Linked DNA regions of Homo sapiens: region 1 is linked to region 2. Evidence: chromatin contacts called from ENCODE Hi-C or POLR2A ChIA-PET data. All regions are on one chromosome and are shown on one strand. Each heading gives the region's core, a stretch centred on a gene start or an enhancer-like site at or near the end of the contact. The rest is flanking DNA. Distances are from core to core; before and after follow the strand shown.

Region 1 (5,919 bases), core at 2,325-4,824, 50 kb after region 2:
GCAGGTATTTTGGTGTCTTTAGAAACCACCCATAAGGTGAGAAAAAAAAATTGGTTCCTGGCACAAGAGAATTGAAAGAGTTCTTTCTAGGCCTCCCAGTGATAGATGAGGCCACGGCATTGTGAAAACTGTCCACTCTAAAGGGTAGGGTTGAGGTGTGAGGTAGACAACTTGTAAGGTGATTTCCAAGATCTCTGCCTCCTGGTATTCACATCCTTGTGTGAGCACCTCTCTTGAACGTGGGCTGGACCTAGTGACCCACTTCTAGTTAACAGGATATGTGAAAAGGGAAGGGATATCATTTCTGAGATTAGTTTATAAAAGATATGACTTCTGTCCTGAGTGCAACCTGTCTCCTGTTGTTTCCTTGCTTGCTTACAAGGATGAATCCTCCTGTCCTGTTGGGACCTGCCCTATGGAGAGGGCCATAGGACAAGCAAATGGGGATGATTCCCAGCTGGTGAAGAACTGAGACCTTTAGTCCAGCAGTCCTTGTGGAGCTGATTCCTGCCAGCAACCACGTGAGTGTGCTCAGAAGCAGATTCTGTTCCCAGTTAAGCCTTAGATGCCTGCAGCCCTTGATAACACCTTGGCTACCTTCTGCGGGAGACCCTGAAACAGAAGACTCAGTTAAGCTGTGCCCAAATATTCCTGACCTATGAAGCTGTGGGGCAATACATACTAGTTGCTTTCATTCAGCCACTATGCTTAGGGAGAATTTATGTGGCAACAAATGACATGAGGTATGTGTGGAAACAGAAACAATCCTTTTGTGTTGCTGTGGAGGTACAAGGTACCTGCTGTAGAGGCAGTCAGGATACAGCGTGGCTCTGAGACCTTCTTTCCTGGCAAACAGCTGGTGGAAGTCGAGAAAAGGGATCTCGCTGGGGTGGATGTTCCTGCGGCCTGGACATCAAGATCTGTCATGTAACATAAATCAGAGAAGATCAATGCTGCAGTTGTAGGGAGCTTTGCAGCACCATTTCCACCATGATGGACCTCAAACTTCTCTTCTATGGGATACATGGTTAGAAAACCACAGCTATGGAGGAGGAAGAGGGCAATAGAACCGTTTCTTGGAAGTGATGCCTCTCAAAGCCTAATTCTCTCAAGTCAAGCTAAGTCCCCATTCCTTCTGGTTTGTCTCCACCTTTCTCCTCTGCAGAGCAGGCTGCACAGGCATGGTCCCCCCCACATGCAGACATACCTCATTCCTCAGGTCTGCCCTGTTACCAGTTTTGTCGTGCATCTCGTGCTAAACTTACTTCTCAAATGGAAAGCTGCCTCAAGGGCAGGGTGGCACGGTGGAGAGGGCAGGGGCTCTGCATCTGACCTGTCTGACATCTGATCTTGGCCCTACTGGTTACTTGCTGGGCAGTCTTGGCGAATTTGTTTAATCTTTTTGAACTCTGGACTCATCAGCAAGAAAAAGGGAATGATAATATGTACTTTACAGGGCGGTTCTGAAAATTAAGCCAGACAAAGTGCTTGGGACGAGAGCCTGGGACGTTCTGACAGCAGTGTGGTTGTGGCTCGTGTCTGTGTTATTTTTCTGATTGTCTCCATGCAGGGTCACAGTAGGATTCACATGGGGTCACTTAGGCTCTGCCCTGGCCGGCAAACACTGCACTCATAGGTCCCCTCCTCAGAGCTCTCCAGCCCCAGGACAGATTGGGGGTGATATCAGGCAGGAGGACTGTGCTGGGATGTGACCCACTGGGAGGCCTCCATGTGGGACAGAGCCAGAGGCAGCACCTGGGCCGTGACACCAGTGCCTGGGGACGTGGTTTGCCTGGGAGCCAGGTGGAGCTGATCCTCCTTCTGGTGGGTGCTCTGTGCCTGAGGCATAGCTGGGCTGCAGGGGGTGGAGGACTCCTCATTCTGTCACTGCCACTCACAGGGCCTGGAGAGCTGTGTCTGTTTCTGGAACCTCTGAATCACAGCCTCCTTGGGTTCTTCTGAAGGCACATTGCACCTTCTAGAAGGGTATGACTCAGAAGGAAAGAGAGAAAAACCTCTACTGGCAAGAGGAAATGGCTGCAGTGTTTACTTTATCTGAAAATGGCACACGCTTTTATTAAGACATAAATGCCAGTGATGGATTCTGCTCTTGGCGTGTGGCTGTGCTCCCCAGCCCTGAGGTGAGATGGTCAGGAGATGTGAGACCCTACAGAGAAAATATTTACCATGCTGAGCTGTCATGAGACAGAGTAAGTGGGCAGAGGGCAGCTGGTTCCTTTGACCACCTCATTCTAGGGAAAATAAACAGGGACCCTGGAGCAGTCACTAACAGAGGGGAGCAAGTATCCTCTCTCTGCAGTAGAATCTCTGAAAATTCGGATAACGTTAATTGTGCCACTGTGGTGGCAGTGCAAGAAATTCCTGTTCATCCCGCTGCAATGATGATTAAGGTAACAAACACCCAGTCGGGAAGTCAGGCTCCGGCCCTGGAGAATAGTTGAGGATCGCCTGTAGCATATTGTTCCACTCTGCTGGCATCCTAACTAGACAGCTTTAGTTTTAGCATAAAATCCATATTCCAGACCTTTATGGAGCAGAGAGGCAAACTCCAATGCTGCCGTTGCAAGCATCAAACAGCATTAGAATGAATTAAGGAGATTTAAGACTCTCGATGCTGTCGGGGCTCTTCTCCATCCCCTCTGTTTTCTCCAAGGAGCTGTTTTAAAGGCGTGGGGGGCAAATTGGAAGAAGGGAGTGGGAAAAACGCAAACCAATCACGCTAACCTCGCTCCGGAATCGAAGTCTGACTCTGTACCACGCATGGATTTAATTGGGAGAGAGGTCTTTTAGAGACACTCTGGGTGGGTGCATAGATCAGTCTGGAGTTTCACAGTACGGCTTCTTCCAAGGTCAGAGCATGTGTCCAGGGTCTTCCCCGCTTCCTGGTGGACGGGAAGGCGTCTTCGGTCCGGTGGTTGACAAAAAATCCAAAGAGGGCGTCAGATGTGTGCACTCTGGTGTTTGGAATTTAAGTAAAATCTGTAATTTTCCTCCTGCATTTCCTCAGAGAAATTAGCTATTCTATTCACTGCATAAATTTTCAGGTTTTGCTAGCACGACACTCAGGGTGTTGAATTTTTTATGACAAAAATGCTGTAATAATTGTTGAACAGATGTAAGTGTTGGAGACTCGGCTCTGGCAGACCTCACGAAACCTCGATTAGCAATTTAACCCTGTCCTCCCTCCTGTCCGCACGCCGGGGAAGAGGAGTTGCAGTTTTGAATGGCTTCACTGGGATATGCACAAAGGCAGAGAAAGAGTTTTCTGGAGAGCAGGGGAAGTCCTTTAACGAGCTCTTATGCCCAGCCAGAAAAGGAAGAACTCGGTGCAGCCTAACCCTGAAATTACCACATTACCAAGTTGTCTAGCTGGGTGATTAATAAACTAATTGACACGGGGGACACTTGTCACTGGCGAAGCAGCTCCCTAGCCAAAGCGAGGAGCAACTACATAGCGTCTCCCGGGGAGCTGGGAAGTGACAGTCTACACCCGCTTCCGGGCTCCCCGTGACATAGGCCAGCCGGGCCTCCATTTACACCTCAAAGCAAAGTCACAGAGGGATCCGCCCCTTTCCTGGCTGCCTACACAGAAAGCAGCCATGGGAGACTTGCCGAGGACTTTGTCCACCAAGTGATGAAAGCATGCAAATGCCTCCGAATCAAAGGTAAATCAAAAGAAAATGGCAGCCCGCAAGAGGAGGCGGCGGTGACAGCCCGTCAGCCGTACAGCCACCCGACAGGCCTGGTGGCAGCGTGGAGGCTGCCAAGAGAACCGCCTGAGGAGGCTGCCGCCAAGACAGATGTCACGGCGAGGAGGGCGCGCTTCCGTCGCTTTCGGCGGGGCCTCATGGAGCAGGAAGTGGTACTACATGTGCCACTTAAGAGAATAATAATACTAATAAAACTGGGCGTTGTGAAGGGGGAGAGGTGGGGGAGAAAGGCTGGTTAGAGAGAGAGAGAGAAGAGGGGAAAGGCATGTCACAGTGTTTGGTAAAGGAGGAACTGAATTGATGGCCATCCTGAAGTTTGTGTGTGTGCGCACATGTGCGTCCTTTAGCAGGCTGGCTTTCCCTAGGCGCTTACAGCATCTTGAGAGGCATTGTGCTGGTGGAGACGTGGGGTTCTGGTGACAGCTGTGTCTTTGCAAGAGAGGAGAGGTGACCACAAGGCCACAGAGGTCCTCTAGTTTTTATAGCCCTCTTTTCTGCCTTTCCTGGAAATTGACTTTTGGTTTCCTGCCAAGATTGGGTTGCCCATTATACAAAAAAGCAGACTCCTGCTTGGGGCATTGCAGAGTTGCAGAGATGGAGGGAGACAGAGGCAGGTGAGGAAAGCCTCAATGTCTGATTTTCTCTGTGTCTGCCTCTGTGTTATTTGCGGATGGGTCGTGAGCCCCAGCCCAGCAGCCCACGATATTCGGACCTTAAGTACTGAAAATAACCTACTCCCCTTTTCATGGGTATTTTAAATTAAAATTAATATATAACAGGCCAGGTTTAGTGGTTCACGCCTGTAGTTTTCAGCACTTTGGGAGGCTGAGACAGGAGGATCGCTTGAGCCCAGGAGTCTGAGACCCACATGAGCAACGTGACAAGACCCCATCTTTACAAAAATAAGAAATAAAAAAAATTAGCTAGGCATGTTGGCATGTGCCTGTGGCCCCAGCTACTTTGGAGGTTGAGGTGGGGAAGATCACTCGAACCTAGGAGGTTGAGGCTGCAGTGAGCAGTGATGGCACCACTGCACTCTAGCCTGAATGACAGGGCGAGACCCTGACTCAAAAGAAAAACGTGAGTGTGTATGTGTATAATAATAATTACATATATATATATAGCCATTACAGCAAGAATGTCCAACATAACAGCTCTTATGTGTTTTTTGTATGTCAAGTTTTTCTAAAAATTGCTGACTTTGAGGTGAGACTTCTGTTTTACCTGTGCTCTGAGCAGGTGTTTGGGCTGCATGTTGGGAAATCCAATCCCAGAAATTGTGTAAAAAATAAACTATGTTTTTTTAAATTCTAAGATGATTAACTTTTGTCTAGGAAGTGATTGCAGATAGGTTCTTAGCCATAAATGTATAAAATTGTCATAAACCACAACATATTGATTTGATCATAAGAAATTCACTTTTCTAAATGTCCCCCCTCCTCTAAAAAGCATTTGGGAGTAATGCAGTCAATATAACAAAGAGTCTAAAGATATAATGTCCAAGTGCCTTGGAGGTGAAAGACCTTACACTTTATCTTATTCTTACCATTCCTACCCCAGCTGCATTTTATAAGCAGGAGAGTTGCTGGCTTTATAGTGTAGGAACAGTTTTAGTGCCTCTACCATTATCCCATTTTTGCAAATACTTCCAGAGGAAGTAATTCTGAGATTGCTGAAAATTCTCATAGGTGTAACTATGTGATAAGTCCTTCAGGGCAGAGAGAAGATGGGTAGAATTAGCCCAGCCTGGTGAAGTGTGAACAGGATGCCCATGGGTGAGAATCTGTCCTGGGTCCAAATAAAGCCTACACAGTTGGATGTGTGACCCTTAGCATCTCCGAGGCTGAATGATAACCCTCCCTACAGCAGCATGGCCAGTGTTAAAATGTACAGAAAGCTCACATTGCAGCAGGTGATGTCGGAAGGGCTTCATCAATATGTGCTGTACTGAGCATCATAAAGCAATCAGGCGCTGGTAACTGAAATCCTGGGATGGGCTCTATTTATAATTTATTGTACACTTAGTTTAAGTGTAATTATATATATATATATATATATATATATATATATATATATGGTTTTTTGTTTGTTTGTTTGTTTGGTTTTTTTACAAAGTTTTGCTCTTGTCACACAGGCTGGAATTCAGTGGCATGATTTCTCCTCACTGTAACCTCTGCCTCACGGGTTC
Region 2 (5,358 bases), core at 1,849-4,348:
GCACCTGTAGTCCCAGCTACTTGGGAGGCTGAGGCACAAGAATCACTTGAACCCGGGAGGTGGAGGTTGCAATGAGCCGAGATTGCACCACTGCACTCCAGCTTGGGTGATAGAGTGAGACTCTGTCTAAAAAAAAAAAAAAAAAAAATTGTCCTCTTCCCTGTTGCAGCTCTCCTGGCTCTTCAGGGTGATTTCTCCAGCAGCAATATTGGAATTATTAACAGGAAAGACTTTTTAAGCGTGATGCAAAATCCAGAAGCTCAAAAAGTAGATTGATGGATTTTTCTTTCTATAAATTTGTAACTCCTGTCTTGCAACCTATGTGATATATGTCAGACTAGTTTCTTTCATATGTAAAGAGCTTCTACAAATTGTTAATATTGCAAAACAATCCAATGGAAAAATACTGAAAGAACTTTAGTAGACAATTGGCAAAAAGGAAACAAATTACTATTTAAAATAGATTCTCAATTTGTTTGTAATAAGGAAAATGCAAATGGCAATGGGGGAATGGAAAAATGGACTTTGTAGATGTGGTATGTGTGAGTGGTCAGTTAGTGCATCGGCTTTGCAAAACGAATTGGGGGTTTGTGTCAAACTTGACATGATTCATACTCTTTAACCTGGCAGTTCCACTTTAGCACTTTAGCTTTTTGAGGTACTTACAGAAATTCACAAAAATGTGATTTTTGTGGCTTTGTTAGGATAGTGATTAATTGGAAATGATTTAACTTACATTTGTAGATTAAATAAAATGTCAAATATTCTTACAATGCAATGCCATGCAGCCACTAAAAGAAAGAAGCAGATGTATATATCTGCTGTCATGAAATGATCTCTAAGATGCATCTTTAATTAAAAAAAGAAAAGTACAGGCCAGGCACGGTGGCTCACGCCTATAATCCCAGTACTTTGGGAGGAAGAGGCGGGTGGATCACCTGAGGTCAGGAGTTGGAGACCAGCCTGGACAACATGGCGAAACCCCGTTTCTACTAAAAATATAAACATTAGCAGGGTGTGGTGGCACATGTCTGTAAACTCGGGAGGCTGAGGCAGGAGAATCGCTTGAGCCCAGGAGGCAGAGGTTGCAGTGAGCCGAGATCATGCCACTGCACTCCAGCCTGGGCAACAGAGAGCGACTCCGTCTCAAAAAAAAAAAATGTACAGAACAGTGTGCTCAATGTATTACCACTTATTAATGGGAAATGCTATTGCTTTTTGAAGGGAAAATGGTAGTGATAGGGTGCACTTCACTTTTGTACTGCCGACTTTTCTTTTAAACAATATATGTGATTTACCTGTTTAAACAAAAAAATTGGTATTAATTTTACAATAATATATTGAATGATGTAAATCTACATTTTGTATATATGTAGATGTATTTCTATAACTACATAAAATAATTTATCATTATATTATACACTGTACCTATAATAGGACATAACTGTGGCATGCTATGTTACAGGCTATGGTTATAGTATGACGTAGAGCTGTGGCTAATGTTATATACCATAGCCTAGTCATGACATATTGTAGGTACATATATATTAGTAATAACATAAATATATAAAAATAGTTATGCAAATATTTACATTTATATTCTGAACAGATAAAAACTGGAAGAAAATATAATGAAAAGTTAATTTTGGTTTCTCTGGGTGGTGAAACTATAAGTAGTTTTTTAAAACTTTTTTGTATATATATGTTTTAAAATTTGCATTGTAATTATTTGTGTATATGTGAGTATATATATGTGTATGTATGTATGTGTGTGTACACATATAATCAGCATAGATTATGTAGGCTGTTTAGTTTTCATGTGTAGTTTTCTTATTTCTGCCTGTTTTAAAAAAACTAATAATATAATTATACATAATTACATAAATATTCTGTTACATTTCTATCTGCCAAAGCAATTTCATATTAATTATTTCCTCTGGGTGCCCCATTGATCTGGAGATAGGCAGAATGTACATTAACACTACCATTTTACAGATGAGTAAACCGAGGTTCTGTCCAGTTCAATGGAAGGGTATGAGTCAGAGCCAGGGACTGTTGGCCAACTTGGTTTTAGGTTGATGATGGACTGGGTTCCAGGGAGCAGTAAGGGCTCTGGAGATCTGGAGACTGCCAGCCTCTCATTCCACATGTGCCCTGTTGCAAGGCCCTCGAAGCAACGCTGCCATTTCCAGGAGTACTGGGAGGAAGATAAAGGGATGTCCACAGTGGGCACATTAAGGATCTCTTGCTTTTTTCTTCTCTCCACTGCATTAATGTAGTTTTTAAAAATCATCATCATAGATCGGAAAATACATGAACGTATTGCATGTGAGTGTAATGAAAAACTGGAGAACACGCCAGTCTTTTTTTTTTTTTTTAATCTTTGTTGCATAGTTTTTTATCTTCTTTTTGTAAACAGAAAAAAAAAAAGCCTCGAGTCTCTGAAACAGCTTCCCATTCGACCTATGCAGGTCACATTTACATGTAGTTCTTAAACTGGTGGTTGAGCCTGCGTTTTGGCATTTACCCTTCCCAAATGCCTTGAGGAGGGAGCTTCATCTTTAGCCTCAGATCACGTCACTCTCGTGCTCAAAGCCGTCCGCTGGTTTGCATCTCACTGGGTGTAAAAGCCGAAGTCCTTGCCATGACCTTCGAGCTCCTGAGTGATCTCCCCCACCTCTGCCTCCCTCTGATTTGATCATTCTGCTCCAAACACATGTCCCCCCTGCTCTTCCTGAACACACCGAGCAGGCTCTGCCCCAGGCTTTGAACTTGCTTTTCCCTCTACTTGGATCTCTTTTCCCCTAGAGAGACAGGTGGCTTCTTCCCTTGCTGCTTTTTATCCTTACAGAAACCTCCCCTACCGTACGAGTGCTTTCTTAACCTCCATGTGCGTCATACTAACACATCACGCCACCCTGGGACTCCACAGGACTCCACATTTCCTTTAATGATTTATTTTTTCCCATAATGTGTATCCCCATGTGGCATGCTGTATATTATCTCCCGCCCCACCAATGGCTGGACTGGAAACCTCACGAGGACAGGGATGGTATCTTTTTTGCTCATTGCCAGCATGCAGGACCGTACAGAGGATGGAGGTAGTCAGTGATGCAAAACTGATTTTAAATTGTTTGGTGCTGTGCCAGAAGGAGTGATTATTCTCACTATGCGGCTTCCTCTGACCTCTGAACTCCTGCTGGAATGATCTGGACCGCTCAGTTTGGCATTTTAATTATATACTGTCTCATGTTACAACTTAAAGTGTTCTAATTTTACGTATTTGCTTATACGGTAAACATGTATTCAGCTTCACCTATGTATACCAAGCACCTCAGAAACCTGAAATCATTCCTTAAGACCAAAGAACAGATAACAGGCTGATAGCATGCTGATTTTGTTTTTTTATCTTCCACTTCCTACCTAGGACAGTGCAAGTAAAGAGTCAGCCCTCAAGAAAACAGAACAAAAAAGCAAGTCACTGGGCTGTGCACATTTAGTAAGCTCCACTGGTACCAAATGCTTGTAGGTTAATGAATTAGGAACATCAGTTTTCTTGGTGCAAATATGCTCCCAGCTTAGTTAAGAGGTTCTTCAGTTTGAATTTGTTTGGATGAAAACAAGATGGTTCCAAATTTCTGTGTAAATCTGAAACCAGACAAGTTTCACACAGTTGCACATTTCAAAAAAAAAAAAAAAAAAAAAGTTCTGCTCCCGTTTGGTAAGTATTCTGTGTATCTGAAAGGAGAAAAAAAAAAAAAAAACCTTGTAGTTTCCAATTGCAAAATGAGTCTTTATTTCCTCTCCAAAACCCTTTATGTGCCGTGAGTTGGTGAGTGTAAACCGGCTTCCTGGTGTGTGTGTGCAGCCCTGGGATGCCACAAGTCACATTTGTGACATGTCGGCTCTGGGAAATGCTGTGGAACCTGTCAGAACAATCCGTTCCACATAAATACAAAATGCTCTTTCTCACCCATGTCACCACGAACCTTTATTCAGGGCTTAAAACCCAGCTAGGCCTATATGAACAGCGTATGTTCGGAGCTTTTCCTACACACACAAACACGCACACACATACACACACATCTTTATCTTTCTGTCATTCTCTGCATTAACTACATTCTTAAAACCTGGAGGTATGCCAATCTTTTTTTTTTTTCAAAGAGGAAAAAAAATCAAAAGTTTTTGGTAATTGAAATTCATGACAAATTACAGACAGTTTTTTTCTTTCTTTTTTAGAACACCGTGTTCTTAGAAAAGTGTCTTCTTACTGAAATGAAAAAGCGTGGAAGCCGTGTGCGCCCGTGGACGTGGTTTTGTGACTCATGGCTGCCCTGGGCTGACAAGGACCAGTGTTTGATCTCTAAATCACGGGAAGACGAGTGTTGGATGTCAGGTGGTGGTGTGGTATCAGAGAAAATCGGTGGTCTTTTTGTTTTGCACCTGTGTTCTTTTGCTGTCGGCAAGGTGGGCCCAGGTAAAGCCAGCGTAGGTGAGCAAGGGGTCGCTGATTTTAATTGAGTAGTTATTCCAGTAACACCATCTATTCTGTTCACAGCCAAATGGGGTGGCCCCCTCCAATTTATCCCTCAGGCAGATTTCAAGAAAACGCTGTAGTCCAATATAATCGATGATTTCATATCCGAGAAAAGGTTTTTGTGTTTTTATTTTGTTCCAGTGTTTGCTTTAGGACTGATACTACCATTGCTTTTAATAAACTCCTTTGATACATTTTCTCCCCAGAAGAGACTTTTTTTGTTGTTGTTTTCAAGGTCACACAAAGAATATAACTTTGGTTTATTAATGGAAACCTTCTAGCTACTGGTTAATTCATTACTGCACAGTACAATTTTAAAAGTCACCAACAATGTGGTTCTTTGTCTTTAATTTCTTTGGATGTGTGGTTGTGTGTGTGCGTATGTCAGCACCTTTTTACCTTAAAGAGATACGCGAATCCCCATGAATTATTATACTTTCACTTGTTTTTGTGCCCACTTAAATTTATAGGTAAATATGTGTAAATTTGGGAAAAATATACTTTTTCCACTGTTCGAATTTCTTTCCTCAGAACTTTCCTAAGACTATAAAACTACAGCAGAGATGCTGGGGGCGCTGGGATCTGGGTGAGAGAATTGAGGCATGCACCTTGGGTGCAAAATTTAATGGAGTGCCAAAAAGGCAGTAATTAAGAAAAATGATAATTGGATGCAATGTTTAAAAAAATAAAATGAATGCACCAAAATTCACAATGAACAAAAAATTCAGATTTTAAATAAAGGCAGGATCTGATCCTGTCCACTGATTTTTAGAAGAGTGAGATGTATGTGCAGGCTTCTGATATCTCAAAGACAATTTTGG

Evidence for each region. Hi-C counts contacts between places; a loop is a spot of excess contacts on that map. ChIA-PET counts read pairs that join two places held with the same protein, here RNA polymerase II (POLR2A). Pooled maps may share reads with other maps.
Region 1: a loop to region 2 is called in a map of A673, with 4 times the contacts of the local background. The contact joins the promoter of LINC02325 here to the enhancer-like site in region 2. A Hi-C loop is called at or near these places in 5 of 168 maps with a recorded cell type or tissue (A673, CD4-positive, alpha-beta memory T cell, GM12878 and 1 more), 1 of 37 single-sample maps with no recorded cell type and 12 of 50 pooled maps. POLR2A ChIA-PET finds 5 or more read pairs at or near these places in 9 of 52 experiments (CD4-positive, alpha-beta memory T cell, GM12878, PC-3 and 5 more).

The regions. Positions count from the first base shown.
Region 1 is chr14:97,455,242-97,461,160 of GRCh38, forward strand. LINC02325 (long intergenic non-protein coding RNA 2325) reads left to right here and starts at 3,575. Exons shown (of 5, transcript NR_110166.1): 1 at 3,575-3,686.
Region 2 is chr14:97,405,278-97,410,635 of GRCh38, forward strand. No RefSeq gene overlaps it. Among named protein-coding and RNA genes, the nearest start is that of LINC02325, 51 kb to the right of the region's middle. Within about 2 kb of position 3,099, at least 2 of the 41 ENCODE cell types and tissues checked have a DNase peak (open chromatin) inside an H3K27ac peak, as active enhancers do; they include A673 and GM12878, where a contact is called at or near this core.